Regions from separate parts of the Homo sapiens genome. Here region 2 is linked to region 1. The links are chromatin contacts, found by POLR2A ChIA-PET in ENCODE. All regions are on one chromosome and are shown on one strand. Each heading gives the region's core, a stretch centred on a gene start or an enhancer-like site at or near the end of the contact. The rest is flanking DNA. Distances are from core to core; before and after follow the strand shown. Region 1 holds the start of PCF11 (PCF11 cleavage and polyadenylation factor subunit). Region 2 holds the start of ALG9 (ALG9 alpha-1,2-mannosyltransferase).

Region 1 (6,752 bases), core at 1,328-3,827:
CCTCACCCTCGATCCCAACCCAGATTAAGATAGATCCCCCAAAGTGACTTTTACATCTTTTCCTCAACCTGGCTTTACAAAAATAACCAGGAAACGTGTGCCCCCAAAATTTCAGCTGTCTTTTACCAGCAAAGAGCTCATCTATTTTCATCACTGTGTAGCGATATACAAACACAAGTTTTATGTGGTCACTATATTCAGCATTTAGTTTTCGGTTCTCGAAGGTCTTCCGGATCCATTAAAAACCAGCAAGGTTCTTTGAGTGACAACCTGAGCTGCTAAATATTAGGCGCTGTGGAATATTAAATCCCAAGATACGAGGTAATTAGATTTTAAAAATCAATGTTTTTGCCTTAAAAACACAAGTGCTTTAAGGCATTTAATGTCAAGTTAAGCCTTCAACAAGGCAAAAACTAAGTTTTCATGTCCAAGATGTTTGTGGTATCAATAAAAAGCATGTTGAGTATGACGAATGCTTCCTTTTTAAATCTCACACTTAAAAAAAAAAGCTGTTTTACATACACTTTCACAGGAAAAAGTGAACGAAAACTTGTATCTTAGCTGTCAGACTGAGCATGATAAACTTGTTGAGGTCCTTAAAAGGAAAAAGAAAAAAAACCCTTCCTTTTCGTCCTCTTTAAATTATGAAAGGACCACCTGAAACCGTGTATCTTGTGAAGAGGTTTACCCAAAAGAGTGGATGGAACCTAAAGAAGAATGAACCCAAGTCACTTAAAGACTTTTGTTTAAAACACACAACCACGTAGATAAAAATAAGTCTTGGAAACAGATTCTACACCTTACAAAGGTAAATAAAAAAGACAAATACATATTTTATATGTTTTATTCACAAATTTTATAATACCAGTCACACATTTCAAAACCATTTATTAGAGTCAGACCACTCAAGTTTTACACTAGACAGAAACCGTCTCTAAACAATATATTGGTGGTTGTTGTTAAAGTGGCCTTTAAAAAGGGGTTCACTCTGCTAAAAGGAGGCTCATCCTGATAATTGCAATCACTAACAACTAGAAAAAACTAAACCGTGAGTACAAGCTTGAAAAATAAAATGTAGCACTGGGACGCTATTAAAACTCATTGTAACTAAGTTGAACAGTAACTTTACTTAAATGACATATCGCTCCCATATGAATCCACAGAAGAGGAGGACTACAGGGAAATATAAGGTGGCAGAGGACCACTTCTGTCAAGGGGTAAAGAAAAACACTCCTTCGCTATCAGGGAAGGGAGAAAAAGAGAAAAGGAAGAGGAGGAGGGACTGAACTTTTCAGAGAAACTGCAAGTACTTGTTACCCTCTGGGCCAGTTCTCCACCTACAGGTTGGATAAGATCTCCTCCCCCCACCCAAACCCCACCCTCAACCCCACTTGCCCCTATTTTGGGACAAATTAGACCCTCCAATAGGAGAATAAAAGTTTTATCTAGCCGCCCCCACCCCAAAATGGGGCTGACGGGAGTGAGCAGCTGCCTGGCTGGCAGGGAATGGATTCTCCTCTCTTCCCTTTCGCATCATGTGCTTTTCAGGCGCCATGTTGGGCTCCTAACAGGCGGCTGCTCCACTCGGGGCCAAATCCCTATTCCCACCCACCAACAGCTCGCTCCCAGGTCCCCCTTCACCTCCTTCCAACCCACAGAACACAATTACCAAAAAGGGTGCTTGGGGAAAATGGGAGACCCACTCTCCCACTTCCCAGGGAATTAAAATGGCTTATGTTAACTCTTACTTCCCCAAACCACAAACTGCCTTTAAGTCTCCCCCACCCCAAAGGGCTCTATTCAAAGCGTGTGTGTGTCGGGATATACAATGCGGTGGCCTAAAAAGGGAGTTGGAAAGCGGAAGTGGGACTCCACCCTTTATCCTCCCCACTCCCTCCCCCCCAGAGGCCCATGCTCGAAGCCTGGGCCAAAGACCGAGCCTGAGTTGGAGGGGGGTGGGGGGGTTGGAGAGAAGGAACACTGTCCCCCTTGGGATGGAAGCGAGACCTGGGATGAGGCTGACACTAAAATCAGGGAGTATTAGAAGTAATAGGAGGCTGCGGGGTGTATAAAAACCTTGGCGGTTTGGGCCTCGATGAGAGAGACGATCTCCTTGGCGAAGGGCAGGTTCTCCTCGGCTAGAATGGTCAGCATATTGATGTGCGGCTTGCTATTGAAGGTCAGGTCTTCGAGCGATGACTGATAATCCCGACAGGCGTCCTCCCGGGCCCCCGCAGCACCGGCCTCGGCCGGCGTCTGCTCTGACATTGCGCCGCGGCCCCCCTCCGAGGTCCGCTGCAGCTGAAGCTGAAGCCGCTCTGGATACCCCGCCTCCCTTCCGACTCCTCTTCCTCTCCCCGGCTCTCTCGCGGCTCCGGCTTCACCACATGCTGACCGCGGAGGGGGGATGGGGGACGACACAGGGGGAACCTCGGGTATGAAACGCCGCCGTCTCGCGGGTGATCTCCGTCCACTTCCAGCCGCCACAGAAGCTTCTTTCTCCACAGACACAAAATGGCGGCGGCAGTGGCGGCTCCAGCTCCGAAAATGTCTGTGTTCCCAACCGCTGCGTCGTGCGAAATGAACTAGGGGAGGGGAAATGTGCGGTAAAAGGGCGGGGCCACTGATAAAACCAGGCGTGATTGGCTGTCCCGGCAACGTCACGAGCCCCGCCCCCGGCCCTTCCGCAGGACGCCCTGGCACCGCCTTCTTCTCCGGCCTCTACCCGGACTTTCGCAACATCTACTGCTCGGAGGCGCACTGGAAAAGACGGCCCTTCTCATTGGCCGATTCATAAGGGACTGTTCGGTCATTTGTTACCATAACAACCCATTCAGGGAAGCCAATAGGCCTGGGAAGGCAGTTCCCGCGGCCCAACCCAACCACTTTGAGAAGAAGACTCAGCCGTCCCCTCTTCGTCCCTCCCTCTAGCTTCCCAGCCACTGAGCGGGCCTGTCAATCATCTTTCCTCCCGCCTGCCCCGTAGCTGCTACCGACGGTGGGGGTTGGAGGGAGCGGGGGTTGGAGGGAGCGGAGGCTTTCTGCCGCCGCACCCCCTCTCCCTTAGCGTCTCAGGTGCTCTGGAGAGCCAGGGCGGGTCCAGCTGCCCCTCTGGGAACTGGGAAGTGGGAGGGAGGTGCCCAATTTACCCGGAACTTCGGAAAGCACTGCTGGAGAGTTTCTTCCAGCACGCCGCTTCCCACACCCACAAAAATACCTAGGCGAGCTTGCCTGACTTGAATCCCCAGGAAAATGCCTTTTATTTAGAGATTAAGTGTGAAAGGCTTTTTCCTTGGGGGTTTGGAGGAGCTCTTTAAGGAGCCCACTATGAGCTCTAGGAAGAGTTTTTCACAACAGCCACACCCAGCTGGACCGTAATATCTCCACTGTGAATCTGCATTTCAGAACCTCCTTAGCATACACTATTTGGGGCACGTAGGAAAACACACACGCGCATGCACTTTTGTTTTAAACTTGTGGGGCTGTCTTCCCAGGTTGGAAATGATGCTCGTAAAACACACAAAGCTTTCAAATAGTTCACCGTGGAGCTGCGACATAACACAAACCAAACGTAATTTTTTCATTGAGTAGCGATATTGACCTAAATATAAGCTTTTAAAATGTGTCAATTACGGGCTGGGCGCGGTGGCTCACGCCTGTAATCCCAGCACTTTGGGAGGCCGAGGCGGGCGGATCACGAGATCAAGAGATCGAGACCACCCTGGCCAACATGGTGAAACCCCGTCTCTACTAAAAATACAAAAATTAGCTGGGCGTGGTGGCGTGCGCCTATAGTAGTCCCAGCTACTCGGGAGGCAGAGGCAGGAGAACCGCTTGAACCCGGGAGGTGGAGGTTGCAGTGAGCCGAGATCACGCCACTGTACTCCAGGCTGGTGACAGCGAGAGTCTGTCTCAAAAAAAAAAAAGTGTCAATTACCTAAAATTGCTTTTCCATTGCCTTCCGTAGGCTACTAGGCATTTGAGAGATAATTTGTTGCTCCCCAGAAGAAATTGCTCTTAAAAAATAAACTTAGCCGGGCATGGTGGCGGCCGCCTGTAATTCCAGCTACTTGGGAGGCTAAGGCAGGATCACTTGAACTCGGGAGGCAGAGGTTGCAGTGAGCCGAGATCGCAACACCGCACTCCAGCCTGGGCGACAGAGTGAAACTCTCTCTCAAAAAACAAACAAACAAACAAACTACTCTTTACTTGTCCCATATAAAGTAACATTTTCATTTCTTCTTTTTGTTTCTTTGAGTTTTTTAGCATCTTTATTGTTGTCTAATTGAAACATAATGAACTGCATAAAGTGTGCTGCAAAGGTTAAGTTTTGACATGTATTTTCCATTTTTTTCTTAGCATGATATCACACATGAATGAAAAGTAAAACCTGGGGAGGAAAACTGGTCTTCCCTCATTTGAAGCTAAGAAGTATTGTTAAATAAGTATTTATAATCTCAATAATTTCACACTATTGTTAGTGGTGCTATTTAGATATACTAGAAAGTTTCAACTAATAACGTCCAAAGGTTTTATTTTCTGGAGGGAAATGACCAGGGTGAAATAGTCCTCTGTTCATTTTCTTTTCATTTTAAAGGTGAATTTCATTATAGAAATGTCTGCCTTTTACAGTTTTTAACTTTCTTTTAACAGCAAAGTGAACTTCTAAAAAAAAAAAAAAAAAGGCTCCAAAGCTCTGATTTGGCTTTTATTGTATCCCTCACAGACTATATACAGAGTAAACAATTAATATATCTTAGCACATAAATCAACAAACTTATGTCCCCACAAATGACATGGAAAACTCAAGAGACTAGCAATCTTATTCAAATCATGTGCTGTACTGTAACAAGCACATTTTTTCTTTAAATACTCAGGACAGGGCACAAACTAGATAACTGGAATTTTAAATACAAATAAGTGCACAAAACTTCTCTCATGGATTTTCACTACCAGTTCTTTCATCAGAATATGCAACGAATTTACTTTCCACCAACATTAAGCCCCGGTTATTTCCTATCTCTATGCTAGGTGCAGTGGTGAACAAGATAGCCCCTTGGCCATACCTTCATGAAATGTATACCTCAATCATAACCTCATGTAGTAATGTGAAAAAGTACTACATTTGTCCAGGAACCAGTGGTATCCCAGGACTATTTTCAATAATCAAATCCACTAATTATTGTGTTTCTGCAGAATATGAAGCATTTCCATTGTTTTTGAGGAAAATAGCTATACCCTTCCCTTGGTTCACAGAGTATTTACAAGAGGAGTTAATTCCTCCTTTAAAAAAATCTCTCAGCCTGGGAGTGGTAATAATTATCAAAAAATAAATTAATTAAATTTTTAATTTAATTTAAATTTTAGAAACCTCTGTTGTATCTAATCAATAACTCTTCTCATGTAAATTTTTTATATCATTAGAAAGACAGAAATGTGGACACTAAACACAAAAGTAGAAAGGACATAGGCCAGGTGCCATGGCTCATGCCTGTAATCCCAGCACTTTGGGAGGCCCAGGAGGGCAGATTGCTTGAGCTCAGGAGTTCAAGACCAGCCTGGCCAACATGGCAAAACCCCGTCTTCTACCATAAATACAAAAAATTAGCTGGGTGTGGTGGTGTATGCCTGTAATCCCAGCTACTCCTTTAAAATTTATAGACTGGGCGCTGTGGCTCACGCTTGTAATCCCAGCACTGTGGGAGGCTGAGGTGGGAGGATCACTTGGGCCCCAGAGGTTGCACTGAGCTGAGATCATGCTACTGCCCTCCAGCCTGGGCGACAGAGCCAGACTGCGTCTCAAAAAAAAAAAAAAGGAAATGAAAATTGAAAGCCAATCCCTTTAAAATCAAATAGTTATCGAGCACTGTCAGCAGGTAGAATTTCCCCCTTTTATATGTAAACCCAGTGTATGTAGATAATATGCAGCAATAATATTTACCTGTTATATATGCATATACATTTATTTATTCTTGCTAGAAATATGTAGTTTACTTATATAAACTTTTTTTATTTTTGGAGACAGGGTCTCACTCTGTCACCCAGGCTGGAGAGTGCAGTGGTGCGACCTCAGGTCACCGCAACCTCTGCCTCCAGAGCTCAAGGGATCCTCCTACCTCAGCCTCCTGAGTAGCTGGGACCACAGGCCTGCACCACTACACCCGGCTAGTTTTTTGTATTTCTGATAGAAGATGGGGTTTCGGCATGTTTTCCAGGCTGGTCTTGAACTCCTGGGCTGAAGCAATCCTCCCACTTTGGCCTCCCAAAGTGTTGGGATTACAGGAGTGAGCCACTGCTCCCTGCAACATTATTATTTACATGTTTTATAACCACAAAAGTAATGCATGCTTATTTTAAAGAATTCAAATACAAGTACACAAAGAAAAAATGAAAATTCCATCTCTCTGCCCTTGGCCATAAGGTAACCACTGCTCACAGTTTAATATCTATCTTTCCATGCCTTTTTCAATGAACGTACACATAAACACAATATGTAAAGCTTTTTTTTTGTTTCTTTAATTTCACCACCTTTCTGACTGGGAAGTGTAAATCTATGTTTTATTTTTACAAAAATATAATACACATGTGCATATATATCTATTTAATATTAATTACTTGCATTTATTTATTTATTTATTTATATTTTATTTATTTATTTTTTTTGAGATGGAGTCTTGCTCTGTCACCCAGGCTGGAGTGCAGTGGCACAATTTCGACTCACTGCAACCTCCGCCTTCTGGGTTCAAGCAATT
Region 2 (6,752 bases), core at 1,762-4,261, about 29 Mb before region 1:
TTTTTAGTAGAGACGAGGTTTCACCGTGTTAGCCAGGATGGTCTCAATCTCCCGGCCTCGTGATCTGCCTGCGTCGGCCTCCCAAAGTGCTGGGATTATAGATGTGAGCCACCGCGCCCGGCCTACTGTTAGTTGATCTTAAAGATACCTTGACTCTATTACTGAAACTTATAGATTATAATGTGATTGGTGACATTTGGAGTTGTGTAATATTTTGGTCCCGAGAAGTGACTAAAACAATAAACAAAACAGCATCTTGTACTTTAGATGCTCTATTGTTGAACAGGCAGTAGAACTTAAGTGTCTCATCAAATATAAATATGTTTTCCACACTGTCAATTACTCTTCCCTTAACTTTGTTGTATCATTTCATTAAATCACCTTATGAGAGTAGTTTTTGGCATCAGACTAACATTTATTAGCTTGGGAAATTGCAAATATTCCACATTAATTTTGGTATTATTATTATAATCATCACCATTTTAATTCTGTGGTTGAAAGTCATGGAACGAATAAAGTGTCAGATTTAGGGTTAACATTTGGGTCTGTTTGACTCTAAAGCCCATGTTCTTTCTGCTACTTTCTGTTACTTCTTCCCTAGTCTTTAACAGTAATCGTTCAACTGTGATTAAACTTTGCCTCTCTGGATTTTGGGGCCTTCTGTTGTAAGTATCTCTAAGGGACACTGGAAAATTAGCTTAGGATTCTGCAGAATGCGGTACTCTAATGTGAAGTAATGTATGCTCCTGTTAATAGTTAGGCTCCACATTTGGGATTATATTCTGTGAGAGACATGACTGTCTTATTTATTCTTAGAGAAAAGCACTTGGGAAGGCAAGAATGGAAGTACAGAGACAAATTAGGAGGTTATTGCAGTAATGCAAATGAGATAATGACCTGGACCAAGGTGGTAAAATGTTGGGTTGGATAATATTTGGAAGGACTTGCTGATGAATTAAACATTTGTGTGTGGGTGAGAGAGGTGTGGGGTTAGAGAAATAAAGGAATTAAGCAAGACTACTAGGTTTTTGACCTGAATACCTAGAAGATTGGAAGTGTCATTAACTTGGATGGAAACACTGCCATACGAGTAAGTTTGGGGAGTGGGATAAAGAATCAAGGGATCTCTTACAGACACATCTATTGCTGAGCTCTCCACATTGACTATTTTGCTAACTGATGGCAGGTAATGTGATTTATCCCTTTCTTCTATCCTCAGTAGTGCTTGGTACATGTATAAGGTAGCGTTTGAAAGCTGGATCTTAAAACAAGGGCAGGAATGTGAAGGGAGAATTGTTAGGCAAGTAGGGTGTGCATTTTGGGCAGAGGACATCCATAAACAGAGATATAGATAAGGGAGCATTTGGGGGCACTTTCTAGGCTAGTTAGCTGGGATGTAAAGTGTGCATAGGAAAGTAGTGGGAGATAAGATTGGAACGGTAAGTTGGGGCTGGAGTTCATGAATACCAAATGCTAGAATAAGGAGTTTGTACTTTATTTGGTAGGCAATAGGAAAACATCCGGTGGTTTTTTATTAAGGAAGTGCCCCAGAGTAGTGCTTTGGAAAATTAACTGGTTAATGTTGCACAGGATGAATTTGAGATGAGTGATCCCTGTGGAGATGCTATTGTGTTAGTCCTACGTAGACAGGGAGGGACCTGCATTAGACTTAAATGAAAAGGAGGAGATGGGTATATGAGATACAGTTAGGCTGGGTGTAGTGGCTCACGCCTATAATCCCAGCATTCTGGGAGGCTGAGGTAAGTGGATCACTTGAGGCCAGGAGTTCCAGACCAGCCTGGCCAACATGACGAAACCTAATCTCTACTAAAAATACAAAAATTAGCCAGTGTGGTGGCAATAGTCCCTGCTACTAGGGAGGCTGAGGCAAGACAATCTCTTGAACCTAGGGGGCAGAGGTTGCAGTAAGCTGAGATTGTGCCACTGCACTCTAGCCTGGGTGAGCAAGGAAGACTCTTGTCTCAAAAAAAAAAAAAAAAAAAGAAGAAAAAGAAAAGAAAAAAAGAGTTAAGCTGGATATTTGAACTTGGTAACTAATGACTGCATGTGAGAATTGAGCAATATGATCAATCTCCATTTTCAATACTTGGGAATTTTTAGTAGGAAATCACAACCTTCTGAGACCTTGTCAAGAGATTAGCATTCCCTCTATAAACTTGTCCCAGTTACTGGCATGGAGCTCGACAGGGTAGGATATAGCTCTGTGATTAGAGGAGTGGATAGAGTGTCAGGATTAGATGAATGACCCCCAAGATATGGGGGTCACAGGTATGATATCATCAATGTGCCAGTATAAAAATGATTGTAGGAAATGAAGACCTTTCACCAGATCTGGTGGGAAGAGAGAGCATGGGCTTTCCGGTAAGATAGTCCTGGGCTGGAACATAGCTCCACCATTTACTAGCTCCAAGTTTATTTAGTTTCCTGGTAAATAAAACAAGGTTGTTGTATTAAGTTTAAAAAGGATAAAATATGTAAAATGCCTACCACAATGCCGTAGTAGCGATGACAGTGATGGACATCTGGTTCAATTTGCCGCACAGAATTTCATCAGTCTACACTCTGCCATTACCGGTTTGTCTCTCTGAAGCAGTTTTTAGCTACAGGCTGCCTCTGTCACTCTTACCAAAATACAGAGAAGGCAAGGTGTTAAAAATGACATTTTAAGGACCTTTTAGTAGATAGCTGTGCTGTGATATTTAACTGAATACTTCACATCTCACTATGTAGATTTCTTTAATCACTTTCTATTTGTTTTTTCATTTAAATAGGGGAGCTGAGAGGTGGTTTTTTTTTTTTTTGAGAATGGAGAATGCTGAAAAGTGACGGAAAAGAGGGTTGGAGGGAGGTAGGAATGGCTAGAGTTAGAAGCAGGTGGATGGGACAGCCCTGATGAAGAAACTCCTCAGGTTCTATTTCTTCGCTACTCGGGGATCTGCCCCAATTGGCCCAGTAACGCTATAATTTAGTATTTTCTGCGCATGTCAAGGTCTTTTGTCCCTCGGCGGACACCGTTTGCCAGCCAAAGCTATGTCTGCGCGCTCACCGACTTCATAGGGTGCCGAATTCTTTTTTCCCCAGGCTTGCCATGGCTAGTCGAGGGGCTCGGCAGCGCCTGAAGGGCAGCGGGGCCAGCAGTGGGGATACGGCCCCGGCTGCGGACAAGCTGCGGGAGCTGCTGGGCAGCCGAGAGGCGGGCGGCGCGGAGCACCGGACCGAGTACGTGTGCGGCGCGGCAGGGGCGTGGCCGGCCGGCGGGGCGGTTCGGGGCTGCCCCCGGGAGGGTCTTAGCTGTGGCGCGCGGGGCTCAGTCCGGCCTGGCCTCACCGCGGGAGGCCCGAGCTCCCTCTTCAGCTAGGTCCTATTGGTCTTCCTGGGCGGGTCAGCATTCAGTCTTCGCCCACCTTAGATCCCTCCACTGCGCTGTAAAACTGCCTTGGAGTGCGGATCTGTGATGCTCCTGGGCCAGGCCTAGAGTGGGCACAGCCTCTGTGGGAGATGTAGACAGGATCAAAGAGTATACCTTTTACGGCTGTTCCTCACAGCTCCTTTTATTCTCCCTCAAGTCCCGACCCTTTACTGGGCCCATCCAACCCGCCATCACCTCTTCCCAAACCCTGGAGGCTGCAGGTTAGAACTGCATTAAGGGAGCTGTCAACATATGGAATTGGAGTAGGCTATGTACCTTGCACCTAGGCTTCTATCTGAACATAAGGGGGAATGAATAAAGCCATCAAAAGCAATGACCTTGTTAAGAAAAGAAAGAAAAGGAGAATGACAGCTTTGTGGCCTTCAAGTGAGTGATTAGTTGGCTTGGGATAAATGGAGTGACATAAATGCATTGAGCTAAAGTGTATGAGTTAATTTATGCCTTAAAAGCAGGAAGTGGAAGGAGTGATTGAGTGATTAAAGTCAATTCTTCAGAAGGCTGAGGCAGGAGGATTACTTGAGCCTAGGAGTTTAAGTCCAGCCTGGGCAACATAGCAAGACCCTATCTCATAAAAATTTTTTCTTAAAAATCTGAATTTTTATTAATTTTACTGAGAAAAAACAACTAGCTATTCACCTTTTTAGGTGAATAACTTAAGTGCTTTGATGTCCCTTGCCCTTTTTGTCCTTTCTATCTAGATTTAGGTCTTCTGATTAGCAGGTCCTTCCTGACATGCTTTTTTTTTTTTTTTTTTTTTTGCTTTTGAACAGGTTATCTGGGAACAAAGCAGGACAAGTCTGGGCACCTGAAGGATCTACTGCTTTCAAGTGTCTGCTTTCAGCAAGGTTATGTGCTGCTCTCCTGAGCAACATCTCTGACTGTGATGAAACATTCAACTACTGGGAGCCAGTAGGTGATTTCTTTAGTTTTCTCTTTTTGTTCTTGATTTTGCAGCATAGGTGTTATTACCAATCGAGAGACAAATAATATACAAGTGTGACTCCTAGTAAAATAACTGTATTTTCTTAAAAAAAAAAACAAAAAAACAGGCCTATAATCCCAGCACTTTGGGAGGCTGAGGCCGGTGAATTGCCTGAGGTCAGAAATTCGAGACCAGCCTGACCAACATGGTGAAACCCCGACTCTACTAAAAATACAAAAATTAGCCGGGCATGGTGGTGGGCGCCTGTAGTCCCAGCTACTCGGGAGGCTGAGGCAGGAGAAATGCTTGATCATGGGAGGCAGAGTTTACAGTGAGCCGAGATCACACCATTGCACTCCAGCCTGGGCAACAGAGCGAGACTCTGTCTCAAAAAACAGAGATGGGGGCTCATTATGTCACCGAGGCTGGTATTTAACTCCTAGGCTCAAGCGATCCTCTCACCTCGCCTTCCAAAGTGTTGGGATTACAGGCGTGAGCCACTGGGCCTGGCCAGTAACATGTTTTCACTTTTGTATTCTAAGCGGATGATTTACCTGCTATTGAAGGCTGTAGGGAATTTAGCTGGTTTACACAAAGGTGTAATTTGTAATTTTCTTTTTTTTTTTAAATGAAAATAATACCTGGAGATAGTTTTTAAAGTTAACAACTACTAAAATACCTAAAGGAAAAACAGTAGCTTTCTATTCCACTTCTCGTGTCCAAATCCTACTTTCCAGAAGCAACCACTTTTTTTCACTTTTTAAGTTATTTCTTCTGACGGTTACCAAAATAGTGTTACTAAATAGTATACTTTTATTGCTATTTATTGATTTACACATTACCTGTTGACTTTTATTATAGAAAATTCAAAGGTAAAATTTTCTGATCACATTTTGAATTAAAAAAATGAAGGAAGACTGTTAAGTGTAGGTTGTTTAAGGAGAATATAAAATTTAGAGGTTTTCTGTTTTGGCTAACAAGTATTGAGAAAAAATAAGTAGAAGGTAAAATTTAAGCTTTCAGTGTTGACCAAACAGCAATCTTGTAAAATTTATAATGTCTTAATATTTTAAATATTGTATCATTTTGATTCCTTTTTTATCCATCAATTGCAGATCGCCCAGGCTGGAGTGCAGTGGCATGATCTAGGTTCACTGCAACCTCTAATTCCCAGGCTCAAGTGATTCTCCTGGCTTAGCCTTCCAAGTAGCTGGGACTGCAGGCATGCACCACCATACCATGCTACTTTTTTTTTTTTTTGGTAGAGATGGGGTTTTGCTATGTTGCCCAGGCTTGTCTTTAACTACTGGGCTCAAGCAGCCTGCTTGCCTTGCCCTCCCAAAGTGCTGGGATTATAGGTGTGAGGCATCGTGCCTGGCTTGCCTTTGTTTTTAATATTTCTGCTCAGAAACTTCACTTGCATCTGCTTAACAGAGATTTTTGGCCAGTATAACCCTGAATCTATCTGTTTTGTATTTTTAGACACACTACCTCATCTATGGGGAAGGGTTTCAGACTTGGGAATATTCCCCAGCATATGCCATTCGCTCCTATGCTTACCTGTTGCTTCATGCCTGGCCAGCTGCATTTCATGCAAGAATTCTACAAACTAATAAGGTAAGGGCAGACCAACCTGGAAGCAATCACAATTGATCAAGAGGTGAGTCTCTGGTATAGTTTTGAGAAAAGGACAAAATGAATTGGAAGTTAAAAGGGAACTTTTTTTGAAGAAGAATCATTTATCCAATTCACCATTCAACAAGCATTAATGAAACAACTTTTATTTGGTAGACACTGTATTAAGTGCTGTGGCTATAACAGTAACCAAGCCCCTGACTTAATGAAACTTGTGGTTTAGTGGAGAAGATGAACATTGAACAAATCATTCTAAATATGGTGGGTCTTATGGAGGAAAAGTACAATGTACGGTGGAATAGCATATTAGGAGGGTCTAATTTAAGTAGAGTGCTGAGAAATAATTAGATGTTAACTGGGACCTAACCTGATTAGTTTTCAGAAATTTGACTATGATGCGTCTTGGTGTGGATTTCTTTGGGTTTGTCCTGTTTGGAGTTTATTCAGCTTCTTGAATCTTTGGGCTTATTCCTTTTGCCAAATTTGGAAAGGTTTTAGTTTTTATTTTTTTGAATACTTTTTCAGCCCTGTCCGGTTTCCTCTTCTTCTGGAACTTTGATGATGTGAATGTCAGATCTTTTGTTATTAGTCCCCCAGGTCTTTGAGACTCTGTTTTCAATTTATTTTCTCTCAATGGTCAGTGGAGGCCTGGTAGGGAACCTCGAGTTCTACCTCCACTTGGCGGTAACAAGGTAGAGACTTCCCACTAACGCTCTTTCCCTGCTGGGTTAGTGGGAAGTAGTA

Evidence for each region. ChIA-PET counts read pairs that join two places held with the same protein, here RNA polymerase II (POLR2A).
Region 2: POLR2A ChIA-PET joins it to region 1 with 22 read pairs in naive thymus-derived CD4-positive, alpha-beta T cell. The contact joins the promoter of ALG9 here to the promoter of PCF11 in region 1. POLR2A ChIA-PET finds 5 or more read pairs at or near these places in 2 of 52 experiments (activated CD8-positive, alpha-beta memory T cell and naive thymus-derived CD4-positive, alpha-beta T cell).

What each region holds. Positions count from the first base shown.
Region 1 is chr11:83,152,956-83,159,707 of GRCh38, reverse strand. PCF11 (PCF11 cleavage and polyadenylation factor subunit) reads right to left here and starts at 2,577. Exons shown (of 16, transcript NM_001346413.3): 1 at 2,077-2,577. The coding sequence starts at 2,268. RefSeq lists silencers at 1,412-1,471, 2,922-3,001 and enhancers at 2,272-2,521, 1,818-2,607, 2,672-2,721.
Region 2 is chr11:111,867,840-111,874,591 of GRCh38, reverse strand. It overlaps ALG9 (ALG9 alpha-1,2-mannosyltransferase), which reads left to right and starts at 3,011. Exons shown (of 15, transcript NM_024740.2): 1 at 3,011-3,240; 2 at 4,222-4,360; 3 at 5,856-5,990. The coding sequence starts at 3,110. It overlaps FDXACB1 (ferredoxin-fold anticodon binding domain containing 1), which reads left to right. Exons shown (of 5, transcript NM_138378.3): 5 at 1-536. RefSeq lists a silencer at 3,066-3,375.